3 separate regions of the Homo sapiens genome follow, and regions 1 and 3 are each linked to region 2. The links are chromatin loops, found by intact Hi-C in ENCODE. Cell type or tissue: PC-3. All regions are shown on one strand. Links, peaks and the distances in the headings refer to the core of each region. The heading gives the core; the rest is flanking DNA.

Region 1 (4,000 bases), core at 1-4,000, 610 kb after region 2:
ATTTATCCTCATTTTGCATTGTTTCTAAACTTATAAACAGATTTGACTCCTAAAAAGTAAGTGAACAAGTGTGATTCATGAGAGAGTAAAATAAATTCCAAAATAATTGTAAGGCTTTGCCAACTTATATCTATAGAGGAAGAACATGTATGGGCACTGATTCCAAGGTTATCAGATCAGAAGCATAATGTTGGAACATGAAGAATTTATTGATTAGAGTGGACCAGGCCAGGATTCTTGATCCAATGTATTTGGGACACTAAGAGTGGCTCTAATAGTTTGCTTTGTTAACTCAATTATCAACCTAAAGAAAGTATACATTAATGAACTTGAAATGCCAGAGGAAGGCTTCTAAAGGTTTGGGGAGCTCAGGATGCAAAAGTGGTTTTATTGTGTACAACCTTTTCACTTAGCCTCTATGTCCCCTAGGAAGTTCCAAAGACGCTTTCAACCCCAAGACCAGAAACACATTTCTGAAGGAAATCCTACTATTCTTGAATAGTTCCATGGTGGCCATTCTCTGCGGGCAAGCATGACAGTGGAAACTGCTGCCATTAAATTGAGATCCCTAAGTTCAATCAGGATGGGGGTTTCCTGGAGTGGCAGGTGCTGACTCAAGTCGGACTTCAAATCACTTCTGTTTCCACAGGTTAAATAAGACTTAAGTAGGCTGTCCATCTATTTTTGTTCTAGGGACGCCATGATCAACTAACTAATTCCAAAGAACTCCGTGGATCAAACCATCTGTTTACTGCTTTGGCTCTGCTGTCCATCACGATAATTATGCCCACCTTGTCCTCTAGACTGAAGACAGAAAAAAACTCATTTAAAAACACTGGTGGTTGCCAGATGCTAGAGAAGAGTAAATTTAACAGTGACTTAGGCAAAATTATATGGTAAAGTGTTAAACAAATAATTTAGAAAATAAATTTAAAAGTTAGAAAAGAAAACAGTAATTACTCAGAACTAACACAATTTCAGTAAAAGTAATCTATGCTAAAGTGGTCTCATTTGTGCTTTCAATGAATTTACCCAATCAGGAAAGGAGTTATATATTATATTATAGTATGAAGTTATTCATACATTTCATGTGAACAAACAGTGTGATAGAAGAAACCTGGATTTTATTAATAACAGTATAGTGGCAAATAAAGAACAACTCCATTCTAATTTGCACTGATTAATCTATATATGAACTGCCAAGACAAGTGTTGAATATAATATTTTAAAAGAAGTGTTTACCAAACAGAATAGTCTACAAAGAAGAGACAAGCTCGATAAGGACTCTGGATAATGCATCATATTTAAAAATGATTGTGCTCACTGGAGTTTTGTCTCTAAATACAAAAATAAAACTACTGTCACTACCTTTTAGGAGAGCACCTGCCTTTATAGAAAGTGTGAATATGTGAACTAGGAAATTAATTTATTTGGGATACCTTCAAAGGAATATCTAGCATCAAATCTATACATTTCCAAGGAGAGAGGTTTGGGTGCAATGTCCAGAAAAACCTTCTACTTGTTGCTGTTGCTCAGTAGTGGAATTAACTGCTTTAGAAAGCAAGGAGTTCTGGGCTCTTGGAATGTTCACACAGAAGCTGATTTTCCATCTGCTGTGCATGCTCTGGTTGAGGGCATTCCTGCAACCTCAACCAAAGGAGGCTAAACTACATGACCTTTAAGATCCTTTCTAATCTCAGATTCCGTGAAGAGTGCTCAGACAATATTAAAAAAGGAAAAGGAATTTCTGAGATGCATGGGGTAAGCATTATGGGCAGGACACGACAGACAAGTTGGTGGTTCAGAACACTTGATCTCAACGCATCCACAATATATCATGATCTGTCATATCTACCTTAAAAACGTAGGAGTTAATTAAACTGGGCTTGCAAATTCCATTTGGCTTCACTGAAAAGGGGACTGAGATATTTACTAAGAGCTTTTTAAAATCGAATATAAAATAGCACACGAGATACAAGGTCTAGGTTGAGAAGCAGTCTCATGACTTTATTCCTTATATTTCACATTGGCAGCAGGCCTGCAATGAAATATGGCTCATTTTTTTTGGTCTTGGGCTTTGAGGCTAAAGAGAGGGTTTAGCAGAGGATATCATAATTCCTTTTTGTGGATACAGAAGAACCCTAAGCAGTTGCCAAAATCAGGTAGAATAAGACAAGTATTGGTCCACTCTCAGTAACTCCAAGGCCTCAGAGTTTTTCCTTAGCTTCTGGGGAACTGGTATCTACAAGGAAATCAAGAGGCCTAGTCCCCTAACTGCTTTCGGAGCACGTTGTGGGAGGTGCAGACCAAAGGTGAGTTTACACATCAGTGACTAAAGTTTCCTGCCACTAAGCATAAGAAGTCACTCATGAGCAGCGTCCCTAAACCACAGCTACAGGATGTGGGCACAAGCCCTTGTATAATTGTTGGCCAAGAGCCAATGAGCATTCATCCCTGTGCAAATACCTTGGCTTTTTTATGTTGTTGTTAACCTTTGAAAACCACAGGCATTAGTCTCTCTCTTTCTTCCCCTTGGCACAAGTCATCTTCTTTTCTCCAACTTGGTCTCTTGTGTGTAAAGAATTTCTGAGGAGCTTTTAAGCCTAAATTTAATACCTTTGCCCTCCCCCTCTCCTGCCCCACAAAATGCCAGCAGAGGTGAAGCTGCCTTACAAAATATCTGCTGGCTCTGCCAGCTTCCGCAGCTTTGTTTGGGCTTTTTTTATCAGATAGGAAATCGGAGAGCTCTATAAGTGTCCTTAGCCTTTAAGAAAATGATGGCAATTTCTGGAAATTCTTCCCAAACGACTGTGCCCTATTGTTTTCTCATTTCAAAATTATCTCAACAACTACGATACATCAATTCAGATGGCATGTCTTTCCCATGGAATACAGATATTATATTGGAAAGAGCAGTGGGCTAGGGATAGAAATTGGAAAATGTAGTCTAATCTCAGTATTTCCAAAAGTTCACCATCTTCTTTTTGAGAAATGTCTTTCTAGTTTCTAGGCCTTTGCTTCATTTTCTGTGAAATAAAAGCACTGAATTGACATGGTTTTTCTGCCTTCTTATCCCCAGAACTCTACAAACTGGCTTCCTAAGAAGGTTTAAACAAAGGCTGAATAAAAAATGGACCTCAAGGCAAATGATTCAGAAGTGCCAACTTATAAGTGAGCTTCTCTTTTCTGCCTTAGATGACCTTAAGATGACCAAAGGTCAGGCCTCCAAACAGGCCCAATTGACCACCGAGGAGTGAGTCCTGGTGATTGTTTAAAAGTCCTCCTGTTGTGTTAAAACATCTATCTGCTTTGAACTTTCTCACCCTCAGAACTGCCTACGATGTATCAGAAGATAGTGAGGCATTTGTCAGTGGAGCTGTTCAAGCAGTTTCTGAAATAAAGCTTATCAGAGATTTTTCAAGTGGAAATTCCTGAATGAGATAAAGACCGAATAATGAAGACCTCCAACCATGACATTTTGGTTATGAAATGCTTTGTACTCTACTTAATGTATCTTGCGTCTACTCCTATTATCAATCAAACTCATCATGCCATTTGCTAAACTGTAGTGGTAAGTTCAAATGATAGTCTGATAAAAACTCCAAGTGTACACATAGGTCCCCTGGGTTGTGGCTCCCTGTTGAGCTTAAGGACAAAGATCCCAAGTAAGAACACCAAGTGTAAAATGAGAAAACCATAATCAGTAGGTCGATGGTAATGAAGAAACAATTTCTGGAGGAAATGTAGTTCCCTTGGATGTTTTCCCACCTTCTGCTGCAAAAGTCACATCACTCTCTAGGCAAATACTCAAAACTTTCTGTTTAATAAAAGAATTTAACCTCATTTCATTGAATCCTCACAAGATCTTTATGAAATAAGCAAAAGTAATATAATTGTCTCCATTTCGCAGAAGAGGAAATTAAACCTTAGGAAAGGTAAGGAAATTTTTCAGGGTCTCCCATGATTGATCCAACTCTTTCCTAAGAAAAAAATGGGTCTA
Region 2 (8,104 bases), core at 2,186-6,185:
CTCCTGACTCATTCCTGGGCAATCACTGGTTTGCTCTCCACCCCTACAGTTTGTCTAGACACATTTTTAACAAATAAAAAAGCAAGGCTCAGAAAGTTTAAGTAACTTGCCCAAGGTAAGCAGCTAATAGGTGATTAGATTTAGCCTTTGAACCCAGCACTTCTGATTCCCTGTAAAGGCTGGAAAACATGAGTGTGGAGCCAAGGAAAACAGCTGTCACATTCTCTTGTCTACCTCCCACCTTCCATAGAGAGGCCTTTGTTCTTAGTGTTCTATTAGAGGCAAGGCAAACACGGCCTCATTACCAAAGGCAAAATCTGATAAAGTTCCACCTCTGATCATCCACTAAGTGCTGAGGGAAGACTCTGTTCCTACCTAGCAGAATAATCTGAAAACCATTATGATCTGCAGCCTGTTTAGCTGACTATGGTGTAAGGCATTGGTCTTTTTCCAGTTCCCTCACTTATCTCCAAGAAAAGAGGGCTCTGAAAGGAGGTCACTGCTAAACATCTAGCCTCCCAATTCACCAGCTTCCCCACTAAGGCCCGGGGGCCCTTTGCTAGACATAGGTAAGACCACAGGTGGGCCTTGCTTGCACAAAGTGGATGCTGCTGCTAATTGGGTTGATGTAATTAACTGTCATTGTTGTTCACCCGGGAAGACAGCCATAGTCTCAGCACGAGCAGCCTATCTGGGCCAGCCTGTGGCAGCAAGCACAAATCTTATTGGAGCTCCAAAAGCAAACAGGTTTAGAGGCAGCTTCAAAGGTGAAGAGCTGGGCTGCCGCTGGGAGAAGGCCATTTCCCTGGGAGGCGTTGGCTTTGTAGGCCATGAGGGATAGAGAAATCATTTTATCTTCATCCTGCTTTTAATCAGGATGGCAGGATATTGGTGCCACTTTTGTTTAAAGATAATCTTTCTCTTTCCTAAATTAAAAAAAAACAAAACAACTTGTTTGAGGCTGAAGGAAAATAAGTGAGCTGAGATCTGCCCTAACAGAGGGAGAAAATAGCTATAGGCCTCCTCTTTCTACACTGGGCCCCACCACAGCTCCTTCTCCCCACCATCCTGAGACCCCAACTCTCTTTCTTCCCTAAGAAGATACCTTGAAAAATTATTTGCAATTCATGAAGGCTGAATCGCTCCCCATCCCCAGCCTTTAGGCTCACAGCCTTTGCTACAAAATGCCATCTAGCTGTACCCAGTTAAGTTAGATCTACCTGTGAGGGTTTCTCGGATCAGTAGCCCAGACATGTTAGGTGGGGGAGTCTCCAGAATTTGCATTCTGCATTCTCTGTAATAGACCAAACCCAAGACTCTAACACAAAACTAGGAACAGCAAATAGTGAAAGACATTTCACAGGCTATGGAAACCTCAATACTGTCCTGGTTAATAACTAGCTGTGGGATTTTGGGTGAGTTGTTTGTGTTCTGAACATCATCTTCCTCCTCTGTGCAATGGAAGAAATAATACCTATTTTTACTGGGTTGTAGAAAGAATAATGCATGTAAAGCGGCATACAGAACACATCAATAATAGTAATTATGATCATCCCATCATCACCATCACCATTTACTCAACAGAGTTTTGTTCAGACAACAATGTTTGGATATTTCTGCAAATTATATACCTAAGTTGTTCTCTGCCTTTTGCTGCCAATCCACAATATGATACAAGACAAGGAATGCTCCAGCCAATGTCCTGGATAGAACATTTGCCCTGAGAGCTTCTTCGTTTCTACCTTAGACTGGGTTACACACTAAGAAGTATATAGAAGGGTCCTCTCTCTCCCAGAGAGAGCCCAGAGCTCAGAGCCCAGGAGTAAGTGAATGCCACTAGCCCTTGCCTTTTTCTTCCACAGCCTACCTGGTCTCTTTGAACCCACAGAAACAAAATTCTCTCCTAAATAGCGGGCAATTTATGGTAAGAAAATCTCAAGAAACCACAGGCCAGCAAGGCAAAAATGAAAACCCAGATATCCTTTATTCTTGTTCTTCTCCAACTAGCTTTCCCAGTCTGGAGAGGTATGCCCTAAAGGTGGAGCCATTCCTTTGACTCAGGGTGGACATTTTTTCATCTCCTCCAATCTTTGCCTGTTTTAGGTAGAGTTCTCTTGTTGTGATGTCTGGGCATCAGAGGAGAGGGTATGAGGCCCACAGAACAGGTGTGTTCAAATCATTAAATGGGAGATAATTTGAACGCAGAAAACTACCTCTTTTTTTTTTTTTTTTTTTTTTTTTTGAGACAGAGTCTTACTCTGTTGCACAGGCTGGAGTGCAGAGGTGTGATCTTAGCTCACTGCAACTTCCGCCTCCCGGGTTCAAGCAATTCTCTTGTCTCCACCTCCCAAGTAGCTGGAATTACAGGCATACACCACCATGCCCAGCTAATTTTTGTATTTTTAGTAGAGACAGGGTTTCATGATATTGGCCAGGCTGGTCTTGAACTCCTGACCTCAGGTGATCCACCTGCCTTGGCCTCCCAAAATGCTGGGATTACAGGTGTGAGCCACCACGCCGGGCCAACTACCTTTTATACTACAGCTAACTACTAGTGTAGGATGGTTGATGTGATGATTCCCTTGTTGCCTAGTTTTGTGGATTTAAATGATAGAAGAGCTGCTCATCTTACAGTCATTTAAGCTACCTCATCCCTTTCCTTTCTTAGACCTTGGCAACCTGAAAATATGGGCATAAAAAAAAGGATGGGGATCAGGTAAATAATTAATTCCTGCGGCTGGGCACAGTGGCTCATGCCTGTAATCCTAGCACTTTGGGAGGCTGAGGTGGGTGGATCACCTGAGGTTGGGAGTTCGAGACCAACCTGACAAACATGGAGAAACCCCGTCTCTACTAAAAATAAAAAATTAGCCGGAGGTGGTGGTGCATGCCTATAATCCCAGCTACTTGGAGGCTGAGGCAGGAGAATCACTTGAACCTGGGAGACAGAAGTTGTGGTGAGCCGAGATTGTGCCATTGCACTCCAGCCTGGGCAACAAGAGCGAAACTCCATCTCAAAAAAAAAATATATATTAATTTGTAAGACAGTCCCTTGATACATAGAAATCCTGGCAGTAGCTCTGAAGTTAAAGGGTGTATTTTGGTGTCTTTGTCTACTGCATGTAGACTAACTTCTTATCACATTAATTCTTGGTATTTAAGGTTTAACCTTCAACTTAGGGCATTGAGCTTCTATTGACATTGCCTTCAAATTTCCTGCCCTTCTGTAGGGGCAAAAATTAAGGACTAAGAGAAATTTTAAGATCTACTCAAGATCACACATGAAGTCATCAGAACTCCTGATTCTCTCTCCATTCCTGAACTACTCTTCCAGCCGTCTTGCTATCTCAGATCCTCCTCCATAAATAAACATTTTAATTGTCACTTTTTTACTATATTAGGAACTATGTTATCTAATAAAAATAGAAAAGAGAAACACAAAAATATTAATACTAGTTATATCTAGATGATGGCATTAAATGTCAATTTTTTTGTTTTTCTTCCCATATTTTCCAATCTTTAACACTGAACCATTTATTAATTTTATCCTAGATATATGTATGTGTGTGTGTGTGTCTGTGTGTGTGTATACACAATTTATTTCATAAGGCTGCATACAGTGGTATACAAAAGTCCTTTAAATAGTCAAAAGACATAACCCATCTGAGTATTATTGCTACTCAGTTATTATTCAATCTCTTGACCACTCTGCAAACTGTTAGGCTTTCTCTCAAGCTTTTTCTGGAGAGCAACCCTAAACAAAGGTGTTAGGTTCAAGGATACTCAGAGATGCAGTCTGCCCTCTTCTAGCCATTTAAAGACAAAGTCACCTCAGCCCGTGCTTTCCTGTCACCAATGCGAAATGTAGCCAGTAGCACAGTCGTAGAATCACATCACACTCAATTTCGTGCTCTTGAGGTCAAGGCCCAGCAGAATGAAAGGAACTGGCAGGTGAGAGAACCTTGGGTGGAGAATAGAGCACTGAGTCATTAAATTCTCACCAGATGTTAACTGGAAGGCTTCGGCCCACCCAGTAGCCTTAGGCAAAGTCTCTTGGCCATTGTTTTCCCATCTGTAGGCTCTAATGCTGACCAACCATCCCCTCTGGCACCTTATAAGGGAAAGCTAATTAGAAAACTCATCTTGCAAGAATGCTGCAGAGAGACCTTTCACACATGGAGTGGAACCACAGTGCCTTGAGGTACTGTGACTCAGTGGTGTATCTGACTTCCAACACCCAGGCCTGATCATTCTCCAGCCAAAAGGAGGGTGACCTATCCAGCAAAAGCCAGGCAAATTCCCACGGGGCCAGTCACAAGGATAGGGCACGGGAGTGGCAGGTCCTCACAGTGCCCTAGAAAGCACTAATTACACCCATAGTCTCAGGAAGAGAAGGGAAGAGGTCAGCCAACTCATTTGCTCATTTGTTTATTTTATTAGTACCTATCGTCTGCCCCTAAATATATTATTCCCTCCTCATGTACCAAGGATTGCATTATTTGCATGGGGAAAACAAAGATGAATCAGATAGCTCTGGCCCTCAGGTCTACTTAGAGGGAAAGATAAACCTTAAAATATTAAACACCTTGTAATCACTGCGAATGAAGGCATATACATGGAATGGAATAACATGGAATGACAAAGTCAGGTGTAGCTTAACTTGAGAGGGAAAGTGAAGGTTTACATGAGAATTAAATTAATTGTTAAGTGTAGAAAAATGAATAGGAGTTTGCCAGGCAGTGAAAAGCATGACAGCTAAGGGGATACATGTATATAAGTAAGTAAATAGGAACAGAAAAGATAGAATAAACAATCCAAGTGTTTAAAGTTCATTTCGTGCTCTAAACATTCCATAGATCTCAGCCATGTCATTCTCTAAAATTGTAATAAAAATTTTACCTCTGTTCACAGTAAAATTCTTATTTCCCAAGTAGTAGAGCACATTACAAGAGAGAGAACGGGAAAAAAGAGTTGAATAATCTAAGGCCTCCTTAACAAAACAAAACAACAAAACAAAACAAAACAACAAAACAAACAAAAAACAAACAAACCAAAAAGGTGCCGTGTCTTTTCTCCCAAGGTTCCAGGATGCTTTATCTTAGAAACAGTCAGAGGCCCTGCCCAAGCTGGCTCTGGGTTGTTCTTCTACTCCATCTGCCAACTTAATTATTTGATACACTTTTTCACTAGGATGGCTGGGAACCACCCAATAGCCATCTGTGTGTATGTGTGTCTTTTAAGGTTGCTATCCCTCATGTTTTATCTTCTGTTTTTATTTTTCTTATTTCCCAACTTCCCCTAGCCTTGGGTGTGTTCCTGTTTGGCCTCTGTGGGAGACACTCACGTGTCTCTCACTACCTTGTCAGTCTTGCTTTTTCCCCAATAATTTTCACCATTTCTCTCACCTCCTGAGACGAACCACTACAAGCAAAGCTGTGATATCTTTGCTCATTCCCTTTGCTTTGCTCTTATTTCTTCAGCTTAACATGACAAGGAAATAAAGTGCAGCCACAACGGCTGAGATGAAAAGGAGTTACATATTTTGGAGACAAGAGTGCCCTTCTTTTCCCTGGAGGCAAATGTGAGCACAGTGGTAGAGTCATCATCTTAACACATTGTTCTGTGCCCGGATCTTGTGTCATGTATAATGCAATAGATAGATTGTGCGGGCCTTGAAGTCAAACTCCTAAATGATTATGTAATATCATTCCACAGAGAAAGTAGAATCTCCTCAGGAGACTTATAAATATCAAGGTAGACATAGAAAGACCAGCAATGCCTTTGCAGAACATTCTTCTCTAGTATTTTGGTGCCTTTCTTCAGGAGCACAGATTTTGATGCATAGTCCATGGGCACAAACTTCAGCTTCTGTCCTGAGACTAGAAACGATCCACATGCACACTATTTTACTATTTTAAATTAACATAAATATGCCTTTGCCTGCAATTCCTTTCTTTTATTCTCAATGACACTACTGAGACATGAAGCCAGCTGGGCTTCTGGGTGGGGTGGGGACTTGGAGAACTTTTCTGTCTAGCTAAAGGTTTGTAAATGTACCAATCAGGGCTCTGTGTCTAGCTAATTGGGTAGGGGACTTGGAGAACATTTCTGTCTACCTAAAGGATTGTAAATGCACCAATCAGCGCTCTGTGTCTAGCTAAAGGTTTGTAAATGCACCAATCAGCACTCTGTCAAAATGGACCAATCAGCACTCTGTAAAATGGACCAATCAGCAGGATGTGGGTGGGGCCAAATAAGGGAATAAAAGCTGGCCACCAGAGCCAGCAGTGGCAACCCACTGGGGTCCCATTCTGCGCTGTGGAAGCTGTGTTCTTTCGCTCTTCACAGTAAATCTTGCTGCTGGTTTCTCTTTGGGTCTGCACTACCTTTATGAGCTGTAACATTCAATGTGAAGGTCTGCGGTGTCACTCGTGAAGTCAGCAAGACCATGAACCCACTGGGAGCAATGAACAACTCCGGCTGGACCACCTTTAAGAGCTGTAACACTCACTGTGAAGGTCTGTGGCTTCACTCCTGATGTCAGCAAGACCATGAACCCACCAGAACGGAGAAACTCTGGACACATCTGAACATCTGAAGGAACAAACTCCGGACACACCATCTTTAAGACCTGTATCACTCACCGCGAGGGTCCACAGCTTCACTCTTGAGGTCAGTGAGACCAAGAACCCACCGGAAGGAACCAATTCTGGATACACTACTACATCCATCCTTCTGGCAACATCACTTGAATAACATCATCCTTCTCTTTAAAAATCTTCGTTAGGTTCCCTCTGCATGCTATAGAGCCATCCGACTTAAAGTTTGTAGGCGTTCATCTAACTCTCCAACTTTATGTCTTAGTAGTCCCAGCCACATGTCCAATGCATATAGATTCAATGAAGTGCCTAAGGATCCAGGACACATGCACACCCAGCTGCTCACTGGAGACTGACTCATCTGTCCCTTTCTGCGTGGATTGCATTTCTTCTGAATCTCCAAAGAAGAACAGAAAACAAAACAAAATGGGGCTGTAATGTATGGATGACATTCCTTGGCTCTCCCCCATCCACTGTAACCATTCCACCTTTCAATATAATGCTAGTAACATTTTATCTGCATTTCTCATTTGAGTTCTAGCAACTTATCTCTGTCAATACCATTAAATTTTTCCCTTGTGAGTACAAAAGCAACTTGAGAGCAAGGATTTTGTCTGTCTGTTTTGTTCAATGGTGTATCCCAAGCACCCAGAATAGGGTTTGGAAGGTACTACATGCTCTATAAATAATTATTGAATCAATTAAATTAAATTTCATTAAATACCTATTGATCACCTATACTATGCTAGATATTGTGTTAGAGTTACTTATGTGCATATCTTATCTTTCCTAATTGACTGTGTGTTTCTCAAAGGCATAGAGAACATGGTTTATTCATCTCGAATGTACTTACCACAAGGCCTGCCTGGCACATGCTAAGAAGTTGGTAAACATTTGTTAAATAAATGACATAATGAATGAAGACATATCTTTATAGATAACAAACCTCACCCAATATCCTTTTATTTTGTAAAGAATTACTTTCTTTCTGCCTCTATTCTTCAGATTCCTATGACAAGGTTCTGCATTGCACTTGAATAGAAAAATCAGTAATACACATTTGTCCTGCCTTTGTTACTGCCAACATTTTCTACCAGTGCTTTACTCATACTCTGAGTATCCATTTCATTGCTTACTATGGGGTTCAATAAGTGTTAGTGGTGAAGGGGAGTGATCAGGGAAGAAAGAATTAAATTGATTAAAGAAGTCAAGAAAAAATAAAAATGCCATATCCACCAGCCTCACAAACTTTATTTATAACCCCTTTGTTTGCATAATAGATATATTTCCAACTATAATTTGTGCTATTTGAATACCTTGAATATCTACTGAAAATTTGCCTTGCAGTATAGAGAATTAGCTTTCAAACGGAGGATCTTGTTGTTTGGCCAATTTTTACATTGACTGTGGTTCCAACTTTAGAGTAGATCTCATAATTATAACAATTCTAATTTAACCATGTCTCAAGTAGTGTCTGGTGATATCCATAAAGACAGAGTTTAGTT
Region 3 (4,000 bases), core at 1-4,000, 250 kb after region 2:
TTGGGACCTTCAGTGTGGCAGGAGGAGCAGAGAGGTAGAGGGAAGGAGGCAAAGATATCCATTACCTTGGAGGTTAAAACCCCAAGGACTTTCCCTGTTAAGACACAATATATAAAAGTTCAAAAATCTGCCTCATTGTTCTCAATATTCACCCTCCTCTCCTGCCATTACCTGTCCTATAAAGTGACTAATGATATTTCAAGTGGACCATTCAGTATAAACACTACTTTAGCAAAGAGATGAACTGCTAGTTTCCCAACAAGTCAAGACAGAAACTCCTCTTATGTATGGCCTTAAGACAATTAAAAATATACATCATAACTGCCACAATGAGCAGTAATCTAGGACATAGACCAATGTTACCTATCCTTTTTTTGAGGCATGACCCTTTTGAATACCTAATACAATTTATATACTCAGAAAAATGAACATATTTGCACACAATTTTGGCACACTCCCAATACACGATTCAAGAAATCCCCAGTAGCTCAACAATGGACCCCAAATTCTTTAGGTGAAGAATTTTTGTTGTAGAACAAATTCTACAACTAAGTATGTGTATTGCCTTATACATGTGAAATGAACCTCAGGGTCTCAGTTTCTCCACCTATAAGAAGGTAGATTTGGGCTGGGCATGGTGGCTCACATCTGTAATTCTAGCACTTTGGGAGGCCAAGGTAGGCAGATCACCAGAGGTCAGGAGTTTGAGACTAGCCTGACCAACATGATGCAACCCCATCTCTACTAAAAATACAAAAATTAGCTGGGCAGTGTGGCACGTGCCTGTAATCCCAGCTACTCAGGAGGCTGAGGCAGGAGAATCGCTTGAACCTGGGAAACGGAGGTTGCAGTGAACCAGTTCATGCCATTGCACTCCAGCCTGGGCGACAGAGTGAGACTCCGTCTCAAAAAAAAAAAAAAAAAAAAAAAAAAAAAAGAAAAAGGTAGATTTGAATGCTGGCCACTCTGTCATTCTATGTGTTGATGAAATTAGAAGAGTATGGTGGAAGATATTCCAGGAGTCCCAAAATCCCATCTGTCACTGCTTCATGTTGTGAATCAAGCAGTTTACTTCCCCTCTCTGGGACTTAGTCGCTGCCATTGTAAAGTGAGGAATGAATACAAGATGACCTGTAAATCATCTTGTGGGTCTAGTGTTTTGAGATTCTTAATTCAGGAAAGAATAAGGTGGTACAGGAAACAGCTTTAACTCCCTAATAAGCATGTGGAGATAGATTCACCTGCTATAAACAAAAATCCTGCCAGGACCTCTTCAGCAACCATTTACATAAACAACAACGTATTTGCTTTTGGCTAGGTCCTAGAGTGTGACTGGTGAAGCCAGATACTGTCACAGTGGATATCAGGTTTTTTATCAGCTCCCTTACCAATCTTTCTGGCCATAAACCCCTGCAGCATTGACCCCTATCAGTAGCCACATCTTTACTAGCAAAAGGGTACAGTGATAAGAACTCAGGTGGATTTTGAGAGACGATAGGTCAGGAAGTAGCCTCAGAGCCAGAGGAGATGAAACAGCTGTTTCTAGGACACAGAGGTATTGTAGTGAATAAGCTCAGTGTCAGAAGTGTGTGTGAACTGCATCCTCTTCAGCAACCAACTGTCTGTTTATAATCAAGGAGCTTTCCCCAGGCACTAAAGAAGGGTATAAATCTTTCTTATCTTAGGAAGGATTATATCCTGTACTCATATTCACTGCTAACATTTCTGAATTTGTAAGACCTAGAAATGTGGAGACTTTAGTTAAATTGTATTTCACCTGGACATCTCGAGTTATTCATTTCTAAAATGGAGGAAGACAATATTATCTCTAAGGCATTTTATAACTTGAAGATTTTAATTTTAGTGCATTTTCCTCAGAACCAATTTCTTTAAACTCAATCCCCCAACCCCAAAATCCTTTGAAGGAGCCAAGTATTGAAGCTTATTTCTGGGCTTTTTAATATAACCATTGCTTCACTTCTCCTCTAACAGAATTACAAAGCTGTAATAGATGAGCAAGTTGCTAGCTGTTTTTTTTTTTTCTTTCAGATCACATTACTTTGAGAGCTTCTTTGAAATGAAAGGGAAATAAAGAGCCATAACATAGTCTAGTCTTGACAGATGTCCTTCCAAAGGATCTCCAACTGTTTGCTTCACAGTTTTTATGTTCATTCTGTTATTTAACAGGTATTATTGGACACCTGCTACATTTCAGGGAACTGTAAATAAGACATTATTTCTTCTCTCAAGATGTTTATGGTAGAAGAGAAGACAGTGAGGGTAACGATACAATACTCATGGTTCCTCTACCATTGTACATTAGAATTAGAAGTCACTTTAAAGGGCACATTGTCCAGTCGCCCATTTGAAGCTTGATATTTCCCTCTAGTGGCCCTACTACGTGGTTGTCTTGCTATTCTTTAAGTAACCTAGATAATTCGGAGTCTCACTGTTTTTTGTAGCAGCCCACTTCATTTTTATTTGCAATTCTATATTCCCTTGAAATTACAAAAGGAGACTACAAACTAGGTTCCCCTTTTACAAAGGAGGTAAGACTTCAACTGAGGCAGGGCTGTAAAGTTATCAAGCTCAAGTAACAGGCAAGCATCAAAGATAAAATAATGCTGATTTCTGACACAAATGTGGAATCATTCAAACTAGGCAAGTGTTTTTCCATTTCTTGTCTTGGTTTTCCCATCTCTAAAATGATGGGATTGGATTGTATTAAAAGAAAACTTTGCATTTATGTGAAAACTCACCTAGAAAATAGCAAAACTATGTACCGTTTCATCATAACTGAGTCAAATCAAGTGGAGCTGATTTGACCATGGACTTGAATGATCTGGGTACTCCAGACTCTATTGAACCTAACTGAAGACAATGGAGCTCATTTTGCCCAACTGTGTACAGATCTGTAGACCACTTCTCCCTTATCTAGAGTGCTAATTTTCAATCCTTCATTCACCCAACCACCAAGGACCTCCTCTTCCTAGCATTAAAAACCCTGACCCTTGGCCAGGCGCGGTGGCTCACACCTGTAATCCCAGTACTTGGGGAGGCTGAGACAGGTAGATCACAAGGTCAGGAGTTCAAGACCAGCCTGACCAATATGGAGAAACCCCGTCTCTACTAAAAATACAAAAATTAGCTGGGCGTGGTGGCAGGTGCCTGTCATCCCAGCTACTCGGGAGGCTGAGGCAGGAGAATCGCTTGAACCTGGGTGGCAGAGGTTGCAGTGAGCTGAGATTGTGCCACTGCACTCCAGCATGGCTGACAGAGTAAGACTCTGTCTCAAAAAAAAAAAAAAAAACCCTGCCCCTGCCCCCCACCCCCTGAGTAAAGTTCTCAGTGAATTATTTTACTGGTGGTATGTTCCCTTATCTGGCAAGTTTGTAAACTTTGCTATCATTTTTTTAAGCTCTTGGGCATTATTTATTTATTTATTTATTTATTCTTTTTCCACTGGGTAGACTCTAAGTTCCTGTCTCTTTCCAGTAGTTCATGAAATTATGTTTCTAAGAAAGCCTCAGTCAACAGCCACCTACCATTCACTTTTTGAAAGCCAAGATATGAGGGTCCATGATCCCCAAAAACTGGAGACATCCTGTGATGCCACATCTTAGTTTCTTTGAATTGCTGGCATTACCACCCTGCCTGGGAGAGAGCTCTGTTTCCAGCCATTCTTGTTTAAGACACTTCTTACTCACTCACTGTCTTCTATTGCCAGCTTCAGTATGAAGGAGGAGAAACTGCAAAGACAGAATCTAAAATATAAGTTTTGTCTCATAAAAAGAAAACAGGTAAAAGTTCAAGGGACAAACTCAAAAATTAGTGATCAGGATGGAGGCCTGAACCTGGACACCAAGAGTACACATTCCTCTGTGCTTTCCTTTCCCTCCGGAAATGACGAGTCACAGCTCTGCACTCTCTTCTTCTTTACTTTCTGCCACATAATCAAACAATTTGGAGAACTTTGAGCCAAACTCCTCATTTTACAAGA

The links. Peaks named below come from ENCODE experiments on the same cell type or tissue, not always from the same donor. Only the 100,000 strongest peaks of a DNase experiment are listed, where the experiment ranks them.
Region 1: a loop joins it to region 2, with 4 times the contacts of the local background. A loop is called at or near these places in 2 of 110 quality-filtered maps.
Region 3: a loop joins it to region 2, with 7 times the contacts of the local background. A loop is called at or near these places in 8 of 110 quality-filtered maps.

Annotation. Positions count from the first base shown.
Region 1 is chr3:189,323,287-189,327,286 of GRCh38, reverse strand. TPRG1 (tumor protein p63 regulated 1) reads right to left here. Exons shown (of 6, transcript NM_198485.4): 6 at 1,983-4,000. Among named protein-coding and RNA genes, the nearest start is that of TPRG1-AS2, 85 kb to the right of the region's middle. RefSeq lists an enhancer at 2,022-3,221. In PC-3, for the core only: no CTCF peak of the experiment used is centred there; a DNase peak (open chromatin) is centred at 2,436; H3K27ac peaks cover 2,348 bases.
Region 2 is chr3:189,933,894-189,941,997 of GRCh38, reverse strand. No RefSeq gene overlaps it. Among named protein-coding and RNA genes, the nearest start is that of MIR944, 110 kb to the right of the region's middle. RefSeq lists enhancers at 3,549-4,748, 6,037-7,236. In PC-3, for the core only: no CTCF peak of the experiment used is centred there; DNase peaks (open chromatin) are centred at 4,197 and 5,587; H3K27ac peaks cover 2,892 bases.
Region 3 is chr3:189,686,042-189,690,041 of GRCh38, reverse strand. All of the region lies in intron 1 of TP63 (tumor protein p63), which reads right to left. Among named protein-coding and RNA genes, the nearest start is that of TP63, 57 kb to the right of the region's middle. In PC-3, for the core only: a CTCF peak has its summit at 2,414 (motif pointing left); a DNase peak (open chromatin) is centred at 3,901; H3K4me3 peaks cover 282 bases; H3K27ac peaks cover 1,553 bases.